Linked DNA regions of Homo sapiens: region 1 is linked to region 2. Evidence: chromatin loops called from intact Hi-C (ENCODE). Cell type or tissue: IMR-90. All regions are shown on one strand. Links, peaks and the distances in the headings refer to the core of each region. The heading gives the core; the rest is flanking DNA. Region 1 overlaps TEKT3 (tektin 3). Region 2 overlaps TVP23C-CDRT4 (TVP23C-CDRT4 readthrough).

Region 1 (11,752 bases), core at 1-8,000, 130 kb after region 2:
CCTCTCTCCTCAGCTTGTAGATGGCCACCTTCTCCCTGTGTCTTCACATCATTTTCCCTCTGTGTGTGTCTGTGTCCAAATTTCCTCTGCTTATAAAGACACCAAAGTTGTATTGTATTAGGGCCACCCTAAAGACCTCATTTAACTTAATCACCCCCACAGAGACACTATCTCCAAATATGGTCACCTTCCAAGGCACTGGCGATTCGTACTTCAACATAGGAATTTTGGGGGAAGAGGCACTATTCAGCCCTAACAGGTACACTCAAGGTATTGTGCTAGGCACTCGGGGATGTACATACATCTCACGTCTTAGAGACAAGACATGCACACAGAAAACGGGAATTTGCATCAGAAAGGTGCAGAAAGAACTTGGAAACACAGATGAAATGTGAACACAGTTTACAAGAAGGAGCAGTTGTTTCCATTGGCAAGAGATCAAGATGGTTTCATGGAGCACATAGTATCTGAAGAAGGCCTTAGTGATAGAAACAGTGAAATGATTTTTAGCTTGGGAGAGAGGTCGAAGCTCAAGTGACAGATTGAAGAGTGCCTGGATGACACAAATGCTAAATCTGTGATTGCACGAGGTCTCTGTAGTGTAGAAAGGATATTGCAGAGACATCACCCAAGGACAAAGCCTTGCACTGGAAGGGAATGAGGAGTAGTTGGAAAGGAGGGAGTTGGAACAACACTTGGCAAGAGAAAACAAGATGAGGGTCTTAAGGAGAGGGAGGTGTCAGAGAGGCCTCGATGTCAGCTTTGAAACTGAAGTTTCATGACAGCAGCTAGGGCCAGAGACAGAATCCAGGGGCCACTGAGAGACTGGGTGGGTGGGAAGTGAAGGCAGTGGGCACAGCCATGGTTGAATACATTTGGCAGAGGACTCAGTTGGGACTGGATGGGAGAGTGGTGGTAAAAACATAGGGTTTCCAAAAAAAAGATGATTCTTGGTTGTGTCTCCAGGCCATGGAAGGGAACCCAGGAAGAGGGACAGTAATGGGGAGGATGTGGAGCTACAGGAGTGCAGAGATCAAGATGCGTGGAGAAGGGAGGCTTTTCAGAGCATAGGACAGGGACTCTCTTTACAGAGAAAGAGGAGGGAGAACCAAAGGGGGATCCATGTTTACGCAATTTGGGGTGGTGGCCTCTTTAAGAAAAAACGAATACAAAATCAGGAATACAAAACTGCCAGTACTCCTCTATTGCAAGTGAGGTACCTGAAACTGAAGCCTGATTCTCTGCAAGGGAAATCCTCTGTGAGCAGGAAAGCAATGCTCAAGTTGGTAGGAAGAGAAAGTGGGAAGAGATGCACAGATATATGGATGTGAGGAGGGAGATCAGGGCCACTCAAAGCCTCACTTTTATCAGAACACAGAGGTGTGCTGGTCAGTAATTAACAACGGCCATTGGGGGCAGCTTGCAGGGAGCCCCTAATTTGGAGCATTTGCCAATTTCTGTAGTTGAAATACTCCCACCCTGGCTGATTTCCAGCTACCAAAATGAGGTTGCCAAGCCTAGGGTTGGGGAGAGAGGCGCCGCCCACTCTCCAGAGCAGGTGCATGCCAGCTCCAGTGAGACACGTGGGTTCCCTGGGGCAGGGCTGGAAAGGATAGACGGTCTTGGTGAAGCAACTTCCTCATCAGCGAGGTCAAGGCACGTGCTGGACATGGAGTGGACAGGCAAGAGGTGGGAGGCGGGTTGTTGAAGGGACCACACCAAAGCCTCAGGCAGTTGCTTCTCTTTGTCACAGACCCTGCAGGAGATTTTCCAGACTGAAATGACCATAGAATCCATCAAGAAGGCCATCAAGGACAAGACTGCCTTCCTGAAGGTGGCTCAGACCAGACTGGATGAGCGCACAAGACGGCCGAACATTGAGTTGTGCCGAGACATGGCTCAGCTACGGTAAGGTGGGAGGGGAAGGCTCGGGGCTCGCTCGGAGGGCCACCAGACCAACTGTGGTGCCTGGCTCTTTAGAAAGCTGCTTTCTGCCCATACGCAGCATGTAGGAGCCTTCTGTGAGAATGGTAGTAATGGGGAGATGTTGAATGCAGAAGAGTTTCAGTGTGGGATGATGAAACAGTCCTGCAGATGGATGGCGGTGACGGTTGCACCAACAGTGTGAATGTACTTAATGCCACTGATCTGTACACTTAAGATTGGTTAAAGTTTTATGTTATGTATATTTTACCACAAATCCTTAAAAAAGGAAAGGACATCAACGCTACACACACAAAAAGTGCTATTAAGCCTTTAACTCATTCGGGGAGGCCAGTGTGGTGTTCGGGTTCTTTTGCATGTTCTTGGAGTCTTCGGAGTTTCCAGAACTCCTGTCTTATAAGCAGCAGTTTGTGACTTTCTGTGTATTTCTCAGCATGGGGAACGCGACAGAAAAGGGACTTTCAGTACCAATTCCACTGACTCCTATCTACTCATTTGCTGTCTTTGTGACTGAGGATCTCATTTAAGTTTATTTCAATGTGTTTCATTCTCAGTAGAAATCAAAGCCAGCTGGTCTTCATCGAGCACAGCTCCTATATATACACAGCAGGAGGAATCTGACCCCACAGTTTATCTACTAAACACTACATGAATTTTATTATTATTTTCACTTTGAAGATTCATTTTGGGATGGACTTGTAATGAACTGGCCAAGATTCCCTCCCTACCCCCGCCACAATCCGGCTTCATTTCCAATTTCCCAATACCTGTGAGTCTGCCTTTTCTTTCTGGGTTTCATCATTGCTATTCTTAGGTCCTAAGATGCTCCATGCAGAAGTAAATCAACTTGATAGCAACTGGAGGAGCCAAGGGCAGTGCGTGAACTCCAGAAGCCTTTCTGGTGCAGTGGGGAGATGCCACTCGCTCTGCTTCCACGATAAAATTCTCTTATCTTGAAGGATTGATCCTAAGGATAAAATAAAGAAATAAGTGGTGGTTTGAGACAGTGGATTTCCTGAAATGGAAGGAAGGGGGATCTTGTGAGGCCAACATTGATGATGATGATAATAATAGTAAAGATAATGATGGCGATAATCAATGCAATGATAATAATAGCTGCTACCATCTCTTAACCTGACTCGATGCTGGGCACTGCCCTAAGCACTTTATACTATCTCATTCATTACCTTCATATTACAAGTGAGGAAACTGAGGCAGGAGTGGGTGAGTGGCTTGGCCCAGGCCACATTTAGTGGTGAGAGAGCTGCAGTTTGAGTCTTTGCCTGTCTCACCCCAGAGTTCTATTCCACCAAGCCATTTGCTTCTCTTTCTCCTGTGTTTTACGTTGTGTAATGCATTTACCATCCCCCTGTCAGGTACCTGATCTCATTTGAGAAGAGTTGGCAAAGTAAATGCTGCATGCTCATCTCCCTCTCACACAGAGGATGAAACTGAAGGTCACAGAGGAGATCATTATGATGAAACACCTTACGTGTATAGCACGCATGTTGTCTGTGTTGAGTGCCATGAAGCGTGCTTTAGGTTGTACGCAAATGATCTTCATTTCCAGGATGAGTTGTATTTCTCCTGGTGGAGCTGTTATCTAGGCCATAGCCACAGAAGAGATCACTCAGGCTGCATGTTTTTCAAAGTGGGTTCCATAGAACCCCTCTTCATGCACAGCTCATTATTTAGGATAAGCAGCTCTCCACTCCAGAGACTACATGGGCCCCTAGACAGCCAACTGGAGGCACCTCTCTGCTTTAGAAGAACCCAGCAGTGAGTGCACACCCACTTGGCCTATTAGAGTTAGATCACCAGTTTTGACTTTATGTAAATGTTATTAGGAGAAGCTGAACTGATGTTTCGTTCTCCAAAAATCTCTGCAGAGTCATCAAAAGTGGAGATGGGAACAAATAAATTGTTTATACTGCCGTTAGACAGACACAGGGTTGCTTTTAAAATGAGTTTTGGGTAGTGGTCTAATAGGACTTCGGAATTATCAAACAATGAGGCATTCACAGCTTCTCCTGAGGAGCTGAATGATTTTTACTCTTTTTTTTTTTTTTCCTATTCCTGGCTAAACAGAATTTGCTTTTCTTTCACTTCCTGCCGACTTCATGGTATGTCTATTTCCTCTGCTCCTTTACTGACTTTTGAACAAAACCTACTTTTGTTTCTGTCAAGTTTTCTTGTTAAAATATCCTTGCCAAAAATCTTTAGGATTATTATTGGGGGAGGGGATTACTTTCCTTTTTAAATGGATGGTTCTGAAAGCAGCCCTTCGGCGGTCTAGATTTAGAAAAAATAAAGATCATAAACTAAGGGGAGTGGGGACTGAGAAAAATTGCTGTTTTCATTTCAAGACTTACTTTTATTTAAAAATGTTCTAAACGAGTTATTTCAAAAGTGATTCTAAACATTCTTGGCATTTTTGGTGGCAGGCCAGACAGACCAGGCTCTGCTCTACTTAAATAATCTTTATGTATATATATATGCACACACACACACACACACACACACACACACACACACACATATATATAAATAAACTGTGGTAGCTTTATTTGTATTTGAATGCAAGACATTTTGTGGTTCTGTAATTCCAAAAAAAAGAAGAAAGAAAGAGAAAGAGTGACTTCAGCAGAACAGCTCTCTGCAATCAGCCAAGAACAAGGAAACTGGGAGTGAAATAGGGCCTTGAAGATGATGAAAAATATATTTCTAATTAACGATGAGAGAAGTGGAAGCATGTTATTCCCTAGTTGTGTCCATGCAGCAGTGTGAAAACAAGTATTCTAACTGCCTACGTTCTATATCTCGATTTTTTTTTTTTTTTTAGCATTGATGTTTTGACATGTATATTTTCAAATGTTCCCTCCCAGATAAAATTTCCACTAGACTCGTATTTGGCTGAAAGGAGTAAAGACACATATATCATCCTGCTCTGTTTCCTACGTTGGGGTTCAGGGTTCCTGTTGAAGCCAGGGAGGGTGGGAGACAAGAGGCAGGCCCCGTGTGATTGTAAACAATCCACCATCAAAAATCCCATTACCAGCCATCTGCGGCAGCCTCGCCGAAGATGTATTTCTTTGCTAGTGATATTTTATACCCTGGGATCTTTAAAAAGCCTTTCTTTTTTAATTCAGTTTGGCCTAAACAATAACAAGAAATTTGCTTTCTGATGAGTTCTCAGGTTTTGTGTTTACCGTCCCCAGACAAAACCAAACTTTGGCACTTAAACTTTAATTCTTCCCCTCCCCATTGGAAAGCAGGAGACAGTAGAGCTTGTAAGATGAAAGGTGTTGCACAGCGTGGATATGTTCCCATGGCCTGTTGTTGCTTCAATCAGCCTGCGTGGGGGCCTTTACCACAGCCTTCCTCTTCTTAGGCCACCTACAAGTGGCTTGGAAGCGAATGCTCCAGGCTCCGTCCTGCCTTTCCTTCCTTTTTATTGCCTTGGGTCTGGGTCTTGTTCTTAGTAGATCCCATGGATTCAGACCTTGGGCAACTCTCTACCTCCCAAGACGTCCTCCGTTTCACCTAGGGCATGAAAGTTGGTCTTCACCCAATAAGTAGTTTTTGCACACCTGTATTTTTGCAGGAGCGGCTGTGGATGTAGCCCTGGGCAAGGACAGCAGATGTTGCAAGCAGACAATCACAAGACCCTGAGTGCCGTAAAAGGCTTGGTCCTTTTGGAAGTCACAACACTGGGCAGCAGATGGTTTCCGGTTTAAGGGAGGGACTTCCGGAAGAAGTGTTAATTCACCTAGGATTTGAGGATGGGATAAATTAGCGGGATGAAGAATGGGTTAGGAGCATTCTGAGCTTAGGGGACAGCAAGAGTGAAGCCCTCGAGGTCTGAGAAATTGCAAGCATATTCCAGGATGTGTCTGCAGATGATGAGATAGGTCTTCCTGGGTCTCTGCTTCTACTCTTCTGTCTCAAGGAGCTGAGAGGGGAATGGGGCCAGGAAATGGGACCCAGTTTCTTATTATGGCCACTGAAGCGCTGAATTTCCTTCTTAGCTTCCTGGATAAGCAGGTACAGCTTACAAACACATGTGGGCCCTGTGTCGATGGAAAGGACAGCTTATGAACCCCTGGGCTCTATTTCCTAGTCTGTAAAACAAGGAAGTTGGGCTTGGTGACCTCTCTAAATTCGTTTTCCAGTTGTGAATTTCTGTGAAACTATAGAATTGCCTTGGCATAATGATTTTAAAATGGTCTAGATATTTTTCTATAATTATGAAATCCTTTTCTATCTCCTGGGACATCTACATTCCCATTGGTTCATTGTCACCATTCTCTTTATATTTCTTTATATTTTATTAATTTCATGCACCTCTCATTTGCTGATAAATATATCCTAAAGTAAAGAAAATGTGAGCTTTGCATCGCTGGTTACAATGTGATGTACTTGGAGTTGCGTAAGCTACATGCTGACCTAACCATGCTGATTCCTTTATGCTGCAGCCTTGTTAACGAGGTACACGAGGTTGACGACACCATCCAGACCCTGCAGCAGCGCCTGAGGGATGCAGAGGACACCCTGCAGTCGCTGGTCCACATCAAAGCCACACTCGAGTATGACCTGGCTGTCAAAGCCAATTCCCTGTACATCGACCAGGAAAAATGCATGAGCATGCGCAAGAGCTACCCCAACACCCTCCGGCTGGTCGGCTTCTGCTAGGGACCCCACCGGGTGTGGTTTTGATACCCCTAAGTTAAGGCTGAGCCAGAGCACTGTCTCAGCATTTGAACCGAATGCTAATATAGTCACTTATTAAAGGATTATGCTGATGGAAATGTACCAACCTCCTGTCTCGGAAAGCCTTTTGTTTGCATCCAAACCTTAATTTTCTATTATTTACTAGGCGTCTGGGTTATGGGAAGGATATGAAGAAATATAATCAATCTAATAGAGAAGGTAAAAAGGATAACTGGTGTGATTCTTGTCATTTTGTGTGTAATCCGAATGGGCTGGAAAGGAGGACTGTATTCTCTCTGAGGCAGTCAGGAATCATGAAGTAGGTGGTTTCTGAGTTTTGCTTTAAAGGATCCACAGTAAGAAGGGGAAAGGCCACTGGGTATGAGGTAGTTGGGGTAATTTGATCAAAAACAAAGGTAGAGAAATACGGAGTGCATTTGGAACAATAGTAGGTAGGGCCAGCTTGGCTGTGATTCATAATGCATAATTCATAATGTGTTCTGCACGTCTCTTTTTGTTCCACTCTCATCTCTCCAATTCAAACTTTTATTACTTGAGCATTGCTTTCATAAAGCCATTTCCATGCTCAGAGATACTCCTCAGTTCCCCCAGCCCCTGAACCTGGAGTTGAACACCCACTGCCCCCCTTCTCCAGGCACCTCGCCCACTGTATTTCTTCATATGTGACACTTTTGTCCTATGTACTGACAATATATTCTTTATATGTTACTTACCTTCACATTTTGTTTATGGTTTTTTAAAATACACAAGTAAAAATGTGTCAGTGTTTTCTGTGTGATTTATGCCTTTGGAATTATGCTCAGAAAGCACTTCTGTATCCCAAGATAATTTATTTATAATTTATTCTAATTCTTTTGTATGTTTAAAAGTGGCATTTAATCACCTGGAAAGTATGTTTAGATGGTGTAGAAAGCATGCTAGTTTTGAATCCTTTTGGTCTGAGAGCTCTGAAATGGGAAGATGAACCAGGAGGGGAGCAAGATTTTCTTTCTTTTCTCTCCTATTTCTCACGCTTCTGTGTCTCTCTCTCTTATTAGCATTTCTCTCTGTATCCTTGTGTTCTCCTTGCTCTGCCTTAACCACTGTCCATTAACCCCAACTCCATTTCCTTCTCTCTCTCTGTTTCTTAAAAGTGTTTTAAGACCTTGGTTAGTAAATTTCACAAATCATCTCAGAATGCCAGAAGAGTGGATGTCCAGATGAGAAGCTTGTATTGGGGTTGTGCTGTGGTCTCAGTATATCATTTTAGAAATCAAATTGTAGGTTTAGTTGTTCTGTTTTTGCCTCTAATGGAAACAAAGGTATATAAATGCCACTAAAATTTTTAGCAATGAGAGTAACCAAATGTTGGTAGTTATGACTTTTAGACAATAGTGGGAATAAACATAAATTCAGCATGTCTCTTATTTGTTATGTGTTTGGGGTAAAACATTTCTGACTTTTTTCATGAACTGTATTTTTTTTTTTTTAGGAATATATGCTTATGCAGTCCTTTTACTGAAGCATATATATTCCTGGCATTACAAGACTGTGATGGGAAGGAAATGTAATTCAGACATAGAAAAGTTTTTTTTGTTATTTTGGTAAACCGTGGGCAAGGCTAAATTCCACAAATAAACATTTGGTTTCTCATCTAAAATGTTGCAGCTACTCCAGGAGGGTAAATATTCTAATGCTGAAGTCCAAGAGCTCCAAGGCTCAGAAGCGTGGTCCTGTTTAAGAATCTTAGGACTACAAATACTGGCACATGATCTGGCTTTATTTATTTAAGCCCAAACTATCTTTAATATCATGTGGCTTTAAGAAGGGCTGCTGGAATGTCAAAGGCTTCCACTTACCCAAGCATCATTCAGATTTAGAAATGTGTGTAATTGCCCCTAAATAACCGAGTCGCCTGTAATTTTAGTAATTTCCATTTCTGTCTCCGGAGAGTGTTGTCATAAACACCTCACCTGGCACTTTTGAGTCCTGAGTTCATGCTGTAAATAGCTGAAGTGTGGGGTCTGATTTTAGGTTATAATTTTTGTTTTGCACCAGAAACGGGCGGATTCCTTCCCTTTGTATGCAGGGCTAACCCAAAGCACAAAGGAGGAGGTGAAGCTGCTGCTCATCATTGTGCCCGAGTCTTCCCTTGCAGCCTCCCCTCTTCTAGCCCTGGCCCTGAAACTGTTCCCAGCAGGGCTGGATTCACCATTGGCACCAACTGCCAAGACCAGCCTTCTATGCAGAGTGCTCTGATGATGCTATCTGAGCTCTATATTAATATATATGGTCTGATAAGTATTCATGCATTCATGGGGAAAATAAACAATACTCAATCTCTTCCCCAGGAATGGTGAATCAATTCACCTTGGGGGCCAGTCCTAGACCACTGGGAATGTTTATCTGGAAGGTTGAGTTGAGAAGGATCCTGAGAGGTCAACAGATAGTGCCATATGAAATGGGTGCTGTGGCTCCTGCTGAAGTCCAAGAGCTCCAAGGATCAGAAGCGTGGTCCTGTTTAAGAATTTTAGGACTTCAGCATTTTGGGAGGCTGAGGCAGGAGGATTGCTTGAGGCCAAGAGTTCAGGACCAGCCTGGGCAACATAGGGAGACCCCATCTCTCTACAAAATAAAAAAAATTAACCAGGCATGGTGGCACACACCTGTGGTCCCAGCTACTTGAGGGACTGAGGTGAGAGAATCACTTGTGCCCAGAAGGTCAAGGCTGTAGTGAGCCATGATCATGCCACTGCTCTCCAGCCTGGGCTACAGAATGGGACAGTTCCATCTGCAGGGAATCCAGAATGGGGAAGTGGCTGCATACATTCCCTCATCCCTCTCTCTAAACAGCTCTGAATTCTTTCTCAGCTCAGAGAAATCCTTGGCTTTCAACATCAGAAGGATGTGTCTTGTGACCTCTGGCTCATTCCCATAGGACCTACCCATTTGCTAATTTTGCTAGGAGCTAGAAGGAGACCCTTTCTGCAGCCCACGTTTTCCTTTTGGCAAGGAAAGACCCCTAAATACATCACCATGACTCCTGAACAACTCAGATGGCATCATGGTAGAGTGAGGGGAGAGCTTATTGAGAACAGGGAGCCTTTCATAGCTATTCTAAATAATATCCGCTTGTGTATGCATAGGGCTGTGGGAACCATAAAAATAACTTTTATTTTGCAAGCACTTTTTTCCCTCCCTGTAAAGTAAAGGTTAATTTTTAAGGTGATGTGAAATCTTTGGACTAAGTTTCAGCATTCCCGTCTTTGGCATTTTAGCCCTGCAGTCACTCAGACATAAGAATGCCTTCCCTACTTCCATAAAAATGATGCTCTGCTTGCCCGAGAACCTGCTCTTTAGCAAAACTGCACATTTTCTGATAATAAAAATCCATATCTGTATTGAGGGCCACCCATTTATTTGCAACGAGCTGGTTGTCTTCATCTCTCAACCCCAGTGCTCTTCATGGGTATAGCAAGGACAGGGGCTCCTGAAGAGAGAGGAGGACAAGCAACCTGAGAGGAAAATAATAAGCCAGGTCCACAGACAACACCCATGAGCACCACATGTAGCACAGTCTGAAAGATTAACATATTGATGCTTTGCAGCAGTGCTGGAAGGGGCGACCAAATTTCCCAGTTCCCTAAGGTGGATATCATAGATATTGGTGGGAAATATCTGTGGGAAAATAACCATGCCTCCAAATACTCATGTCCTTGTGAAGTCTTCCCTCCTTGAATATAGGCGGACTCTGTGATCACTTGGACCAATAGAGTGCAATGGAAGTAACACTGTGTCAATTCTATGTCTAGGCTTTAAGAAGGCCTGGAAGCTTCTGCTTTTGGAAGCTAGCTGCCATATAAGAAATCTGACTAGCCTGAGTCCACCATGCTGTGAGGGAGCTTAAGCAGCCCACGGAGAGGCTCCCCAGCCAACAGCCCTAGATGAGCTCTCAGGCTAGGCAGGCACCAACTGGTAGCCATGTGAGTGAGGCCATTTGGGATCTTCCCACTCTCCTAGTGCCCCAGCTGATACCATGTGAGAGAGAAGGGCTGCTCAGTCAACCCACAGAATCTCAAGAAATAATAGATTGTTGTCTTAAACTACTAAGTTCTTAGGTAATTTGTTACGTGACAATAGACAACTAAAGTTTTCACTGGATTCTCAGAAATCAAATTCCTGGAGAGGAAGGACATCTAACATTTGTGGAGTGCTTACTATGATCCCAACATATAACATGACAATCTCCTGAGTCCTCTTGGCTGATACTAGGATGTGAGCTCTTAACTACCATCCTATACTGTTTTTTTTTTTTTTTTTTTTTTTTGAGACGGAGTCTCGCTCTGTCGCCCAGGCTGGACTGCGGACTGCAGTGGCGCAATCTCGGCTCACTGCAAGCTCCGCTTCCCGGGTTCACGCCATTCTCCTGCCTCAGCCTCCCGAGTAGCTGGGACTACAGGCGCCCGCCACCGCGCCCGGCTAATTTTTTGTATTTTTTAGTAGAGACGGGGTTTCACCTTGTTAGCCAGGATGGTCTCGATCTCCTGACCTCATGATCCACCCACCTCGGCCTCCCAAAGTGCTGGGATTACAGGCGTGAGCCACCGCGCCCGGCCCCTATACTGTTAATTGGTCTCTGAGAGGAGAGTAATCCCAGACAGTGGTTCCCTTCTCAGCAACAACAAAAAATGTGTAAAATGATTGCATTATTGGAATTAGATCTGAGGACAGAAGCATTTAAGAAATTTTTACTTTTGGAAAATGTGTATAAAATTAAAACATGAGTGGGATCCAGCTTCTGTGTCATTGATCCTATCTTGAGATTGATACATGTAATGATAATGATAGCCAGCTTTTCCTGAGCAGAACAACTGTACGTGTATTATTTCAACATCATGGCTAAGGTACATACATTTAATTATTTATATTCTAAAATGGGAAAATTGAGACTTAGGGAAGGAAAATAACCCAAAGCCAAACAGGGGCGCATTTCAGAGTCAGGAGTTCAACTCAGATGAGCTTGCTTCCAAAGCTCTTTGCTATCATCCTACAGTGCCTTCTTCTAAGCTGTTTAGAATGAATTAGACATCCTCAAAAG
Region 2 (11,620 bases), core at 3,621-11,620:
GCCAAGAAATTTCTAACAATGCTAAAATATGGAAGAAGTAAAGAGTTCTATTTTCACTAGAGGTGGACAGGCCCAAGTTGGGTGGCCACTTGCGTGTCATGTGCTGTGTTATGGGGGACTTGGAATGGGTGACTTTAGATTCTGAAGCCTTATGGTAGGTCTTAGAAGGAGAACTAAGATGCTTTACCTTACAATTAAAAAAAAATGATGACATGAAACTTTCTCTACGTTAGATGACTATTTGAGCATTATTTCTTCCCTAGCCTCAGAATAATGACATTGTGAATTCTTCTAGAACTGCACTGCTGTGGAAGATTGGCACTGATACCCACAGCAGGGACTCTGTAAGATCTGTCTCTAAATAGGTTTGACAAAAAGAGCATTTTTTTGGGAGTATGAATGAATCTCCGGGATGCCATCCTTTGTTAGATGTGTTATAATAAAATGCTGGAATGTGTGAATAATTTACTCTATAAAAATAGTGGAATTTAAAGTTGACCCTGTCAATGACACACTCACTACCATTCCACAATAGTTCCTTGATTAGGGAAAAAGGGGGATGAAAAACCTGGGAACTGCTTATCTCGGAGGAGTGTTCCATGCAGAAATGAGTCAGCCCTCACGTACGTGGCAGCTGATAAAAAAGGCTTAACACCCACTACTCAGTCTAAACCAGGGCTACGCAGAGTATGAACCACAGGCCAGCAACATCAGTATCATTTAGGAGTTACTTAGAGATGCAGATTCTCAGGTCCTCAAAACAGACCTACTGAATCAGAATCTCTAAGGTGGGACCTGGGTGTCTGTGGTTGCACAAGGTCTCCAGGTGATTCTAGTACTTGGTAAAATTTGAGAAGCACTGCCTTCGACCCATGGTTCTCAAAGTGTGATCGCCAGACCAAAAGCACCAGCATCATCTGGGAGCTGTTCAGAATTATCTGAGACTCTTTCTCAATGGGCTTTTGCAGGTGATAGTAGAAATGCTTCATGGCACTTTTAAGTGCTTAAAGGCCAAAGAGATGGCAAAATCGAATATAGAAATGTAATGAACTCTTAGGCATACGCATGTGTCTTAGAGCTGGAAAGGAACCAAAAAGATCTCCTGGACTCATTTCTTGTCTCTAGGTAGTTAATAATATAACCTTACAAATCTCCAGTAGTTTTTTTTTCTTTCCCCCTTTTGGCTTAAAACAGCGGTTGCTAAATCAGCAGTTCTGGAGGTGGGCTCAGCAATCTGGGCTTTAACAAGCTCTCCAGGTGGATGCAGCCTCAAGTTTGAGAACCACTACACTATGGTTTCCATCAGATTTCCCCCCTGCATGGTTGCATAGAGCATTAGACTTCCATGTTTCAGCCTGGGCTTGGGGCCCTGGTAGCTGACTCCTGGCCACTGCCCATCTCTGCTACCTTCTGTCATTCCAGGCTGAGAAGTGCAGGTTGGATGTCGTGCTTGTAGTAATGTGACCACTCTTGGACTCTGGTAGAGGAGATAGAAAGGTTTTGAAACGGGGACTTTTTTTTTTCACTTCCCCTCTGTGGACCAGCCTCCACACAGCCCCCAGCCTACCCAGCCTCTCTCCTTTAAAGTTAGGAGACTGGAAAGCAGAACACCCAGAGACTATCATGACAGTCTACAGCTCTTGAGCAAGGCCATGCCTGCAGGCCTTTGCGGGGCTCACTTGGCCTGTCTCCAGCTCCACAAAAAACATGTCCTCTTCTCAGGGGGTGGAGTCATCTTAGCCTCATGCAGTGACCATATAGGACTTAGAACCACCCCCACCCAGGGTGGCTACTAATTGCTTTCCAGTTTGAGGAGGCTCTGGCTAACAAGTGTATTTTCCCATAGGAATCTGAACCTGTGATGTTAAGAAATCAGTAAATATTAAAAAGAAGATGGATGCAAGAAGGATGAAGAAAGAAGAAGGTAGGGTTGGGAGTGTTACCAGTGGAAGCTCCTGCACTGGGGCCGTCTAGGGTTGGAGGATTCGCAGTGGGAAGAGGCCACTGGGCGGCCACTCTTTTTTTTTTTTAATATATATTTTTATTATACTTAAAGTTCTAGGGTACATGTGCACAACGTGCAGGTTTGTTACATATGTATACATGTGACATGTTGGTGTGCTGCACCCATTAACTCATCATTTACATTAGGTATATCTCCTAATGCTATCCCTCCCCCCTCTCCCCACCACAAACAGGCCCCAGTGTGTGATGTTCCCCTTCCTGTGTCCAAGTGTTCTCATTGTTCAATTCCCACCTAGGAGTGAGAACATAACGGTGTTTGGTTTTTTGTCCTTGTGATAGTTTGCTGAGGATGATGGTTTCCAGCTTCATCCATGTCCCTACAAAGGACATGAACTCATCATTTTTTATGGCTGCATAGTATTCCATGGTGTGTATGTGCCACATTTTCTTAATCCAGTCTATCATTGTTGGACATTTGGGTTGGTTCCAAGTCTTTGCTATTGTGAATAGTGCGGGCAGCCACTCTTGTTATGGTGGCAGAGAACACAGCATGTTCAGGAGATGGAACGGGGTTGCTGCTCATTTTGCTCCAGGCGTTTGAATTTGGACTCTGCCAGATCCATGCAAATGCCCTATCCCACAAGATCTTACATTTGCTTGGAGGAGGCAAGGGTGAACAGTCTGTGCTTGGAGGCCTTGCTGGGAAGTTTCTAGTGAGAGGTAATGTCACACATGACTTTTACAGGGAGATGGAATCCTTCTACAGCACATTCTTTACTGACAGATCTGTCCCCAGACAAGCTCCAGCTCCTGGACAGCCACGAGGCAGCGTGGGAATAACTATACGACCTACACTTCACTTGATTATCCCCATTTACGGCATTTTTTTTTTTAACTGCATTCAATTTGGAGATGGCAAGATGACTCTTTTAACTCTCCTCCCTGCAAAACTCCAGTTGAAATGACCAAAGAAATATAGAATTAGGGAAAGAATGCACCACATAAGAACACAGAGGAAGGTAGCAGCTGCAGGAGAGAAATTGAATCATTTCTGCTAAATAGAGTGACGTTGCTAATGAAAGATGGGAAGGACTGACATGCCCATGATTTTGGATCTGTAAAGGAACAGGCTGCTTGATAAACTAATGCGTTGAATTTCTAGCAACACCCACCCCCCTCGGCAAACACCCCAAACTTCTGGCCAGCAACCATAGTGAAAAGCTTTGGTTTTTTTGAGCCTTGTTAAGCTTGAGTTCAAACCCACCACTTGTTAGTCGTGCAAGCTAGTCAGCCTCAGTTTCGTCCTCTATTAAATGGGAGAATACCTACCTTATAAGGTGTAACTAGAAGTAAATGAAAGAGTTTAGGCTGGGAGACATAGCCGAAGGTTTTAGTCACTGTGCTAAAAGCTTAACATAAGTTATCTTTAATCCACAAGAAAGTTCCATGAACTTTGTCTTATTCTAATCACCATTTTACAGATTAAGCACTTGAAGTTTAGCAAGGTTAAGAAACTTGTTCAAGGTTCACAGCTATGAAGAGGGTAGAGTAGGAATTTGGAGCAGACAAGTACAGAACCCATGCTTTCAAGCACTAAGTGTACTGTTCCAAGCCCTTGAAATATATTACTTTCTTTAGTTCTCAGGCCTTAGACTAACCATTTTTATTGGTGAAAAAATAGAAGTTCAGGGGTAAAACAATTTGAGGTTATGCAAATATTTAAAATCAATCAGATCTGTTTGACTCTGTCTCTTGCTCCTTACCATTCTTTCGTTGTTTAATTGATAGACTTTCTAGGATGTCGTTCTGTTCCCCCACTTTGAATTGGATTTTATTCCTACTGAATACAAGGGGTGCAAAATAGGGAGGACTTCAAAATCTGGTTCCAATGCCTTCCCATTTTTTGAAGAATCAAGCTATTGCATGTGACTGCCTCTAAATGGCCTGCATTTCTCTTTGTTGGTAGGACTCACAGAAAACACTGGACTTCCCCGGAAGCTACTTGAAAAACATGACCCCTGGCCGGCCTATGTCACCTATACCTCTCAGACAGTGAAAAGACTCATTGAGAAAAGCAAAACTAGAGAACTGGAATGCATGCGTGCCCTCGAGGAAAGACCCTGGGCATCAAGGCAGAATAAACCTTCCAGCGTCATTCAGCCGAAAAGGAGGAAGTCTTCCAAGTCTTCTGGCAAAGCTGTGTTCAGGGACACGCTGTCAGAATCCACGTTATCAATGTGGGGCGCTTATTCGGTATTGGCCATGGCTCCTACCATGATCCCAGAACCCACACACTTACATGCGGATTCCAGAGACTGTCCAACTGAAAACTATAACAAGATCATCTTTGCCCGCAAGCCTATGATGAGGATGCTCCCTACAGTTCGCTACTGACCAACAAGGAGAAACATGCAAATGTTTTAGCCAGGGGTCCCTGCAGCCATTCCCCAAGAACGTACAAAAGTTAAGCTCCATTTACCACTCACTTGACAGTGTCCTTTAAATCTGAACTTGCTCTTGCTCATGCGGAGCTTGGCTAAGAGAAACCAGATCAGAATGCAAGCTGTAGGTGGGTGGGTGAGTGTGTCCCCTCCCACACTGCTCTCTGGTGGGTTTGGGCAGTCCCTGGCTCTAGTCTCTGCTGCAGATTCTCAGGACCAAAATGTGGGTGATTTGTCTGGGTCCAGGCAGGAGACAGAAATCACACAAGCTCTTTTATTAGAGATAATATAAAGAATGATTAACCAGGTGACAGTAAAGGGCAGGAAGGGAATACAAAGGTATCCATGGAGGTAGCACCACAGGAAGCAGGCATCACACTTGAGGCTTGGGAACAAGGGGAAGATGCTGGACTCATTGAAAGGTGGTTGCTTGGAGAAGGGACATGGGGCTGAATCTCAGACTTCTGAGGTGGGGGAGTGGGGATGCCACTCAATGCAGCTGGTATCTCTGAGCTCTGAGGAGAGTCCTGTGGGGATGGTGCCCCCTCCTCTGAATAGGGGAGATGTTTTGTTGGTGTCTCTGAGGGGACCCCCATGAGGCTGCTTTTGTGAGTGTTGGAAAAACCAAAAACTGCATTGAAATGTTTCTGGGAGGAGTTGCCACTGCCTGGGTGAAGAAAAAGCACTGCTAGGGTTAGCAACCTGTCTGGCAAGGGACAGGAAGCTGATAGAAAGTGAACAGGAAGCAAACAGGAAGTGAGCAAGGGGCCACTTCCTACTTCCTCCTTTAGCCTAGCAGATTCCTTCTAGCTCCCCCTGGGGGCTGAGCCTATCAGGGCACAAAGCCAGAATGTGGTTTGTAGAATCCCAGCCCCAGCATCTCCAAGCATAGGATGGATTTTGAAGCCAAGAGGGAATTAGCTCTCGGCCGGGTTCTGAGTGATCCCATCCAGCTGCTCCTGGACCTGGTATTGAGAGGTTTTTCCCTTGGAGGGCAAACAAAGTGGCAGTGGGGACCAGGGTGTCCCCTGCTGAGAAATGGAGAGCTCTTTTCCCCTGTACTTCTCTGGGGTTTGCCTTGTGGAACCAAGTGCTTGGGGGAGGAGCTCCTGGCAGGACTCCAGCTGTTATTTGTCAGAGGACAGCTAGGATTGGTTCACCCTTGCTCTGAGTTGGCCCCAAAGCGAGCTATGCTGAACTCTTCTCCATCTCCAAGCAGACAACCTTTGTCTTTACATGCAAGAGGGATCCAATTATGACAGGCTGACCCAGCTGGTTTCATGTTTGGGGTTTATCTACTGAGTAAGGCTGACCTTACCTGAGTTTCTGTATGTGTATTTGCAAGACAGTTAATACTAATCCATCATCCCTCACAGAGATGTAGAGGATGAGATGTAGTAACTTATAGCAGTGTCATTTGGAAAAGTTGAATTTGCCCTACAAGGCATGTTCTCCATTCAAGGGTCTTGTGTAAACGTTTGCAGACACAGGTGCAGCTTTGGAGAACTCACCTCTGGCTCTTGTGCTTTTATGTTGGGACAGCTGCCTAAATTAGGAGCTCTAGACCTGTTATTGGTTCCCAACTGTTGGCCAGAATGAATTCTTCGAAAAATATAGGTGGTTTCCAGGGAATTTGAATGATTGTATTTTGTGTCCATGGAACGTTTATAGACATGGAGGCAGGCAATAAATTCCTCCAATAATTTTTTTATCTCTTTTGTTCTTTTATGGGTGTTTCTTTCTAGGTTATATTTGGGAAAGTATGGATTACAGAGACTCATTGAGTGCTAGAGATTATTGGAATTTGGGGTTATTTCTTTTAATACCTTCAAGGGCAGAGTGGTATGGTAACTTACTGAAGGTTGCACAGTTGGTTTTTTAAAATTTCTAAGCATTTAATAGTTTTTAGAAAAGTATGCACTCTATAAATTAAAATAATTTTTCTGTGTGTGGGTTTTTTTTTTTTTTTTTTTTTTTGAGACACAGTCTTGCTCTGTCACCCAGGCAGGAGGGCAATGGCACAACCTCTGCTCATTGCAACCTCCACTGCCAAGGTTCAAGAATTCTTCTGCCTCAGCCTCCTGAGTAGCTGGGATTACAGGCACCCGCCACCAGGCCTGGCTAATTTTTGTGTTTTTAGTAGAGATGGGGTTTCCCCATGTTGGTCAGGCTGGTCTTGAACTCCTGACCTCAGGTGATCTGCCCGCCTTGGCCTCTCAAAGTGTTGGGGTTTACAGGCATGAGCCACCGCACCTGGCAAAATAATTTTTCTATAGATATCATTGTTTAAATTAATTTAATTCTCAGCCTATTATAACAACACAAGCATGAGCCTAGGATATCATTAACATCTGATGTTGTGGTAGAAATTGTCTGTGTTCCGTGACTGTGGTCCAGAAGCATTACCTCCTAAGGCAATTTAACAAAGAAAAAGAGTCTAATTCCTTTGAATGGGGAACTCTGCTTAAGCCCGAGCTGGGACTCGCAGGTCTGGCTAACACCGAGACTTAACCAGCCATGACTATATGAATTCCGCCAGAGAAGAAGCAGCTGGATCCAGTAATGAAGCCTTGGTCACTGGGGGAGGAGGCTGATCCTGGGGGAGGAGGATGACCTGCCATGTCTGATGCTCAGATTTGTCCCTTGGTTCAGCTCTTCCTGAGTGCCATGTGCGTGGCGATCAATGATTCAAACTCTCAAACAGCTCTTTCACTAAAAATCCTGGAAGGCCCTGGGGTACACATAAAAAGTGGGGCGAGATCTTGACTTCACAATGCATCAACAAGAAGGTCCCACCGCTCTGGGTATGGACAAGAAACAGCCAGGTCTGGTAGACCCAATGGGTGGTTGGCAGGACCAGCTTTGCTCATGAGGAACCAAGAGACATCCTTGGCACTCCCAGAAATAGACATGGAGCCCTTGCTAAGGCCTGAAGTTCATCACGAGCAGCCAGGGCATGGAGTGGAATGCAGGTTATTCCTAATGTAACCTCATCGGTCTGTCCAAGCTGGAGAGGCCCGGGGTATCTCAGGTTACACTAAACATATTTAACTTACATCTCTCAGAGGGACCTGGCTTTCTCTAATGTTCCACAGCCCGCAGCCTCTTTTTATTTATCTCCTCTGCATATGGAATTGTCTGCTTGGCAGGAGAGCTGTTTCAATTAGTCTCCCTGACGTAGTAGGTTCATGAAACATCAGAATATGTATTTTGTTAGTCCGTCTGTGTTGCTCTGTAACTAAGGCCCCGTCTGACACACATTGAGCAGCTGCTTTGAGCAGATTCTTTGGCTCCTTGTACAGAGTATGGTATTTACCCATTTGCAAATTCCACGGTTGGCGTTTAAACAGTTGAAGTTTAACCTCGGCAACATGACTGAGCCTGCTGGTCATTTTCATGTTGGCAGGGGCTATTAGGACATCAAATAGTTCCACATTCTGCAGCCTTTTTAGCAGTGGCCTGGGAGCATGTCTTAAAGGAGATTAGTCTGCATGACAGATAAGAGGCTGCAGGAGGCTGGGCACGGTGGCTCACACCTGTAATCCCAGCATTTTGGGAGGCTGAGATGGATGAATCACCTGAGGTGAGGAGTTTGACACCAGCCTGGCCAACATGGTGAAACACCGTCTCTACTAAAATACAGAAAAAATTAGCCAGGCATGGTGTTGGGTGCCTGTAATCCCAGCTACTCAGCAGGCTGAGGCAGGAGAATCACTTGAACCCGGGAGGTGGAGGTTGCAGTGAGCCAAGATCGCGCCATTGCACTCTAGAGCCTGGGCAACAAGACCGAAACTGTGTCAAAAAAAAAAAAAAAAAAAAAAAAAGCTGCAGGAAAGTGTTCAAGGAGGTAACTGCATAAACAAAGGCGCAGTGCAGATGTGGGCAAGCCAGATATTTGGGGGTGGCCCAGGAGCCCTCTAACTGGAATAGAGGTCGGGTGAGACCTAAACAAGGAGCAGTTATCGAGTTTATCAACAGCAAGTGTAAGAGCCACTTTGGAATGAGACCAGAGCAGTATGACCAGTCCCTTAGTCTTTTTTTTTTTTTTTTTTTTTAGGACAGGGAAAACAAGACGGGCACCCTGAGGTAGGGATTTTGATCCTTGGGTCCTAAAGGGGGTCTTCAGAGGCAGTGGAGGAGTCACATGGAGCAGCGCAGCTCTCGGTGGTGGAATCCCAACCAGGGACTGACGATGCATCCAGGAAGATGAGAATCTAGGAGTAGGAATGCCGGCCCTGCAGCCTCACTCCATGTGGACAGCGGTTGTGAAAAGATGGTTAAAGTGCTTTGCGAGCTGGGTCCAAGCAGATGTACACATCTGGACAATGTGGCTCTTTTCAGCCTTGATTGAGTCATTCATTCTTGGAGGCTTTTTGGAATCCCCACACTTTTAGACCAAAGGGCACATTTTCAGAGCCCACACATTATCAGTGCCAGATAAGAGTAGACAGATTGAGAAACCAGGGGAGGTAGAGCCAGGGAAGGGGAGTAAACACAACCTGAGGTTTATTGTGATCTGATGTTGTCAGAGCCTGGGCTGAAGCTAAGGGCTGGGCTTATGTTTGTCAAGCAATCAGGAAAACCTCTGTCTTCTTCTTTCACTACACATCCCCACATCACCTTCCCTCTGTCTCTCACCAGGAACCCAAGGCTTCAGCCAGCTACTGTGGTGCTTGCAAACCCCACAACAGTGTCCTAGATCTGTAAGGCATGGCTAGGCTGGGCCTGTCCCCAGCTCTGAGCATGTGTGTGGGAACATGGGGGCATGCTGGGCAGGGCCAGATGGAGATGAAGGAATACCTCATGTTAGGTGGGGCTTGAAGCCACCCCATATTCTCTGCCTTGAGCCTGACAATTATCTGATTTCTTTATGGGGCAGGCCAGAATATACAGGTGCCCACTCTTGTTAGCACACTGCTCAGGGCAGCAGATGGCATGGAAAAGACCTTGGACTTGGTGCTGAGACCTTGTCTTTTCTCCCAGGCCCTATATTCCAGGGCCAATGGAAATTCCAACCCCATCTATGGCCTTTCTAGGAAGCTTCTATTGCTGGGGGCCCAGCAAAGCTCATGGTATCAATTCACTTCCTTTCTAGATTCAATTGGTCAGCCACCTGGAGCATTCCATTATTTTTGGTAGACAAAGGGATGTGAGAGGCCACAGGATTTCAGGCAAGTTAAAAACCTGACCCTTGGGGTTGTTTCTGTGTGTCTGCCAATGGGGAGGGTTTTTATGGAGAGCAAAGTTAGTTCCAGAAGTTCTAACTTGTGGAAGGAAGAAAGGTGGCCTTCAATGTGCCAAGGTCTCTTGCTCACATTTTTGCATTTTGGAGCTTGTTTAAGCTCCCATAGGCTTAGGCCTATGCTCCCTAGTTGATTAGATAATTATGGAAGGAGGAGAGCCCTTTCGAGATTGGAACTTGGGCCTCTCAATTCCAAGTGCAGGCAGCTTCCCCTAAATTCAGATCTCCTCTTCATTGGTGTTACCCATGACAACCCTGCTGGTGTTCTCAAGTAGAGCAGATGTGTTTGTCCAGTAGCTGCTGACCCCAGTTTCAGCCATGGCTCCTCTACTGTGAAGCAGCCCCGTTGGAGACCCCTCTTCATGTGGCCAGTTTACCGTGTGTCCCTGGACCAGCAGAGGTAGGATGGTGAGGCTGGAGGTCCCATGAGACCTGGGTGAGGTCAGCTGTGTTTGCCGTTATATTTCCAGAGCCCTGCAACGGCCTGGCACAGAGTCGGTGCTCAAGTATTTATTGAGCAAGTGATTTGTGAGAACAAGGCTTAGCACCCAATCTAAAGTGCACTGGGAAGAGGTGGTTTCTTTCATCATATCCACAGGCTGGAAAAACCACTTGGCTTTTTGTAAAGTTTGAAGCACTGAGTAGGCAGCTCTGCTATGAAGGTTATGAAGGTTCCGTCTAGACCCAAGAGTATGATTTGAGTGAACTCTTCAGTAAGTTCCTTTCATGTACCCTTCCTTACGGGATATTAGAGAGAGAGAAGGGACGGGAGGCACAAGTTCAAAAAACTTAACATATAGTGATTCTATTCTTTTAAATGACCAATCCATACCTATCTGATGGAATTCCAAGTAGATTTCCTTTTCTTTAGCCTTCATCAGAAGGGACGTAATTTCCCAGACCCAGCTTGCTCCTTGTTCCCATGTTTGCAGCATGCCAACAGGCATCCAACAAATATGCACCCAGTGCTGCCTGTGCCAGGGCCCCAGCCGTGGACACAGGAGACGCAATCAAGCTTACGTTCTGGCAGTGGAGCATTAGACAAGCGCATGATCGCATTGCAGTGGTGATGCGAGTTACGAAGTGCAGGGCTCTGTGAGTGTATTTGCTTTAGGCTCATGACGTGTTGTTCTCTCAGTCTCATGAAAGAGGGATTATGGAAAGAGGCAGGATTAGTATCAGGACAGCTGCTCATAAAAAGGAGTGAGGTCATGGCGAATTTTTGGCCAAGTTGAATGTGAGTGGCTGCGTAGGTTTTTAAAACTTTGCAAAGCTGCTTTCGGGTTATATTCAGCCCCTACATCCAGGTCTGTTTCTGTAGCGCCATGGAGCGACCCCTGGTTCAGTCAGGCTTTAGGTTAGGGCATCTCTGTCTGTAGCCCTGTATAGTGACAGCACAGAGGAAGTGTCAAACATGTGTACACTGTTTGTTCCAGGACTCTTATTCCCTGACTGCCTCTCTATCCTAGAGGGCTGAGCTGGGCAGCTACAAAGGAGACCTCAAGCCTTCCTCAATGTCCTCTCCAGACCTGGGGCAGGTGCCAGGTCTAAGCCTTCAGCATCTGGCTCCTGGCCTGCTGGACCCCACCTCACATTTCTAGTTCTCCAGAGCAAAAGGACTAGCTCTGCCTCTCATTTCTTGACTGTGGCAGACAGCCCCTGCTCCCTACTGGCGTGGCCAGATTTCCGGGGGCCTCTCTGTAGACTGCGGTGTGGGGTGCATTTCAACCGTGACCTTGCCCTCGTTCTATCTCCTTCCAACCTCTTTGGTTATAGCCATAGTACTCCTCACTCTGTCTTTTACTCTTCTTTCCTTCCTTTCCTTTCTTCAACTTTCTTTCTTCCCATTGCCTCCCTCCCTCCTTTCCCTTCTTCTCTACCTTTTGAGCTTCATTGATTATCCTTTAAATTAATCAAATTTAAATTAATCAAAATTAAATGATGCTTGTTGCAAGTAACTTAGGTTTTCTTG

Evidence for each region. Hi-C counts contacts between places; a loop is a spot of excess contacts. Peaks named below come from ENCODE experiments on the same cell type or tissue, not always from the same donor. Only the 100,000 strongest peaks of a DNase experiment are listed, where the experiment ranks them.
Region 1: a loop joins it to region 2, with 7 times the contacts of the local background. A loop is called at or near these places in 2 of 110 quality-filtered maps.

The regions. Positions count from the first base shown.
Region 1 is chr17:15,298,820-15,310,571 of GRCh38, reverse strand. TEKT3 (tektin 3) reads left to right here. Exons shown (of 9, transcript NM_031898.3): 8 at 1,754-1,908; 9 at 6,420-6,760. The coding sequence ends at 6,636. LOC124903932 (a long non-coding RNA gene) reads right to left here. Exons shown (of 3, transcript XR_007065634.1): 2 at 2,712-2,911. Among named protein-coding and RNA genes, the nearest start is that of TEKT3, 37 kb to the left of the region's middle. In IMR-90, for the core only: no CTCF peak of the experiment used is centred there; a DNase peak (open chromatin) is centred at 2,571; H3K27ac peaks cover 2,820 bases.
Region 2 is chr17:15,430,512-15,442,131 of GRCh38, reverse strand. TVP23C-CDRT4 (TVP23C-CDRT4 readthrough) reads left to right here. Exons shown (of 6, transcript NR_037924.2): 5 at 1,847-1,924; 6 at 3,932-6,117. CDRT4 (CMT1A duplicated region transcript 4) reads left to right here. Exons shown (of 4, transcript NM_001204477.2): 3 at 1,847-1,924; 4 at 3,932-6,117. The coding sequence starts at 1,894. The coding sequence ends at 4,359. Among named protein-coding and RNA genes, the nearest start is that of CDRT4, 31 kb to the left of the region's middle. In IMR-90, for the core only: CTCF peaks have their summits at 5,240 (motif pointing left) and 7,762; DNase peaks (open chromatin) are centred at 7,611 and 8,781; H3K27ac peaks cover 2,649 bases.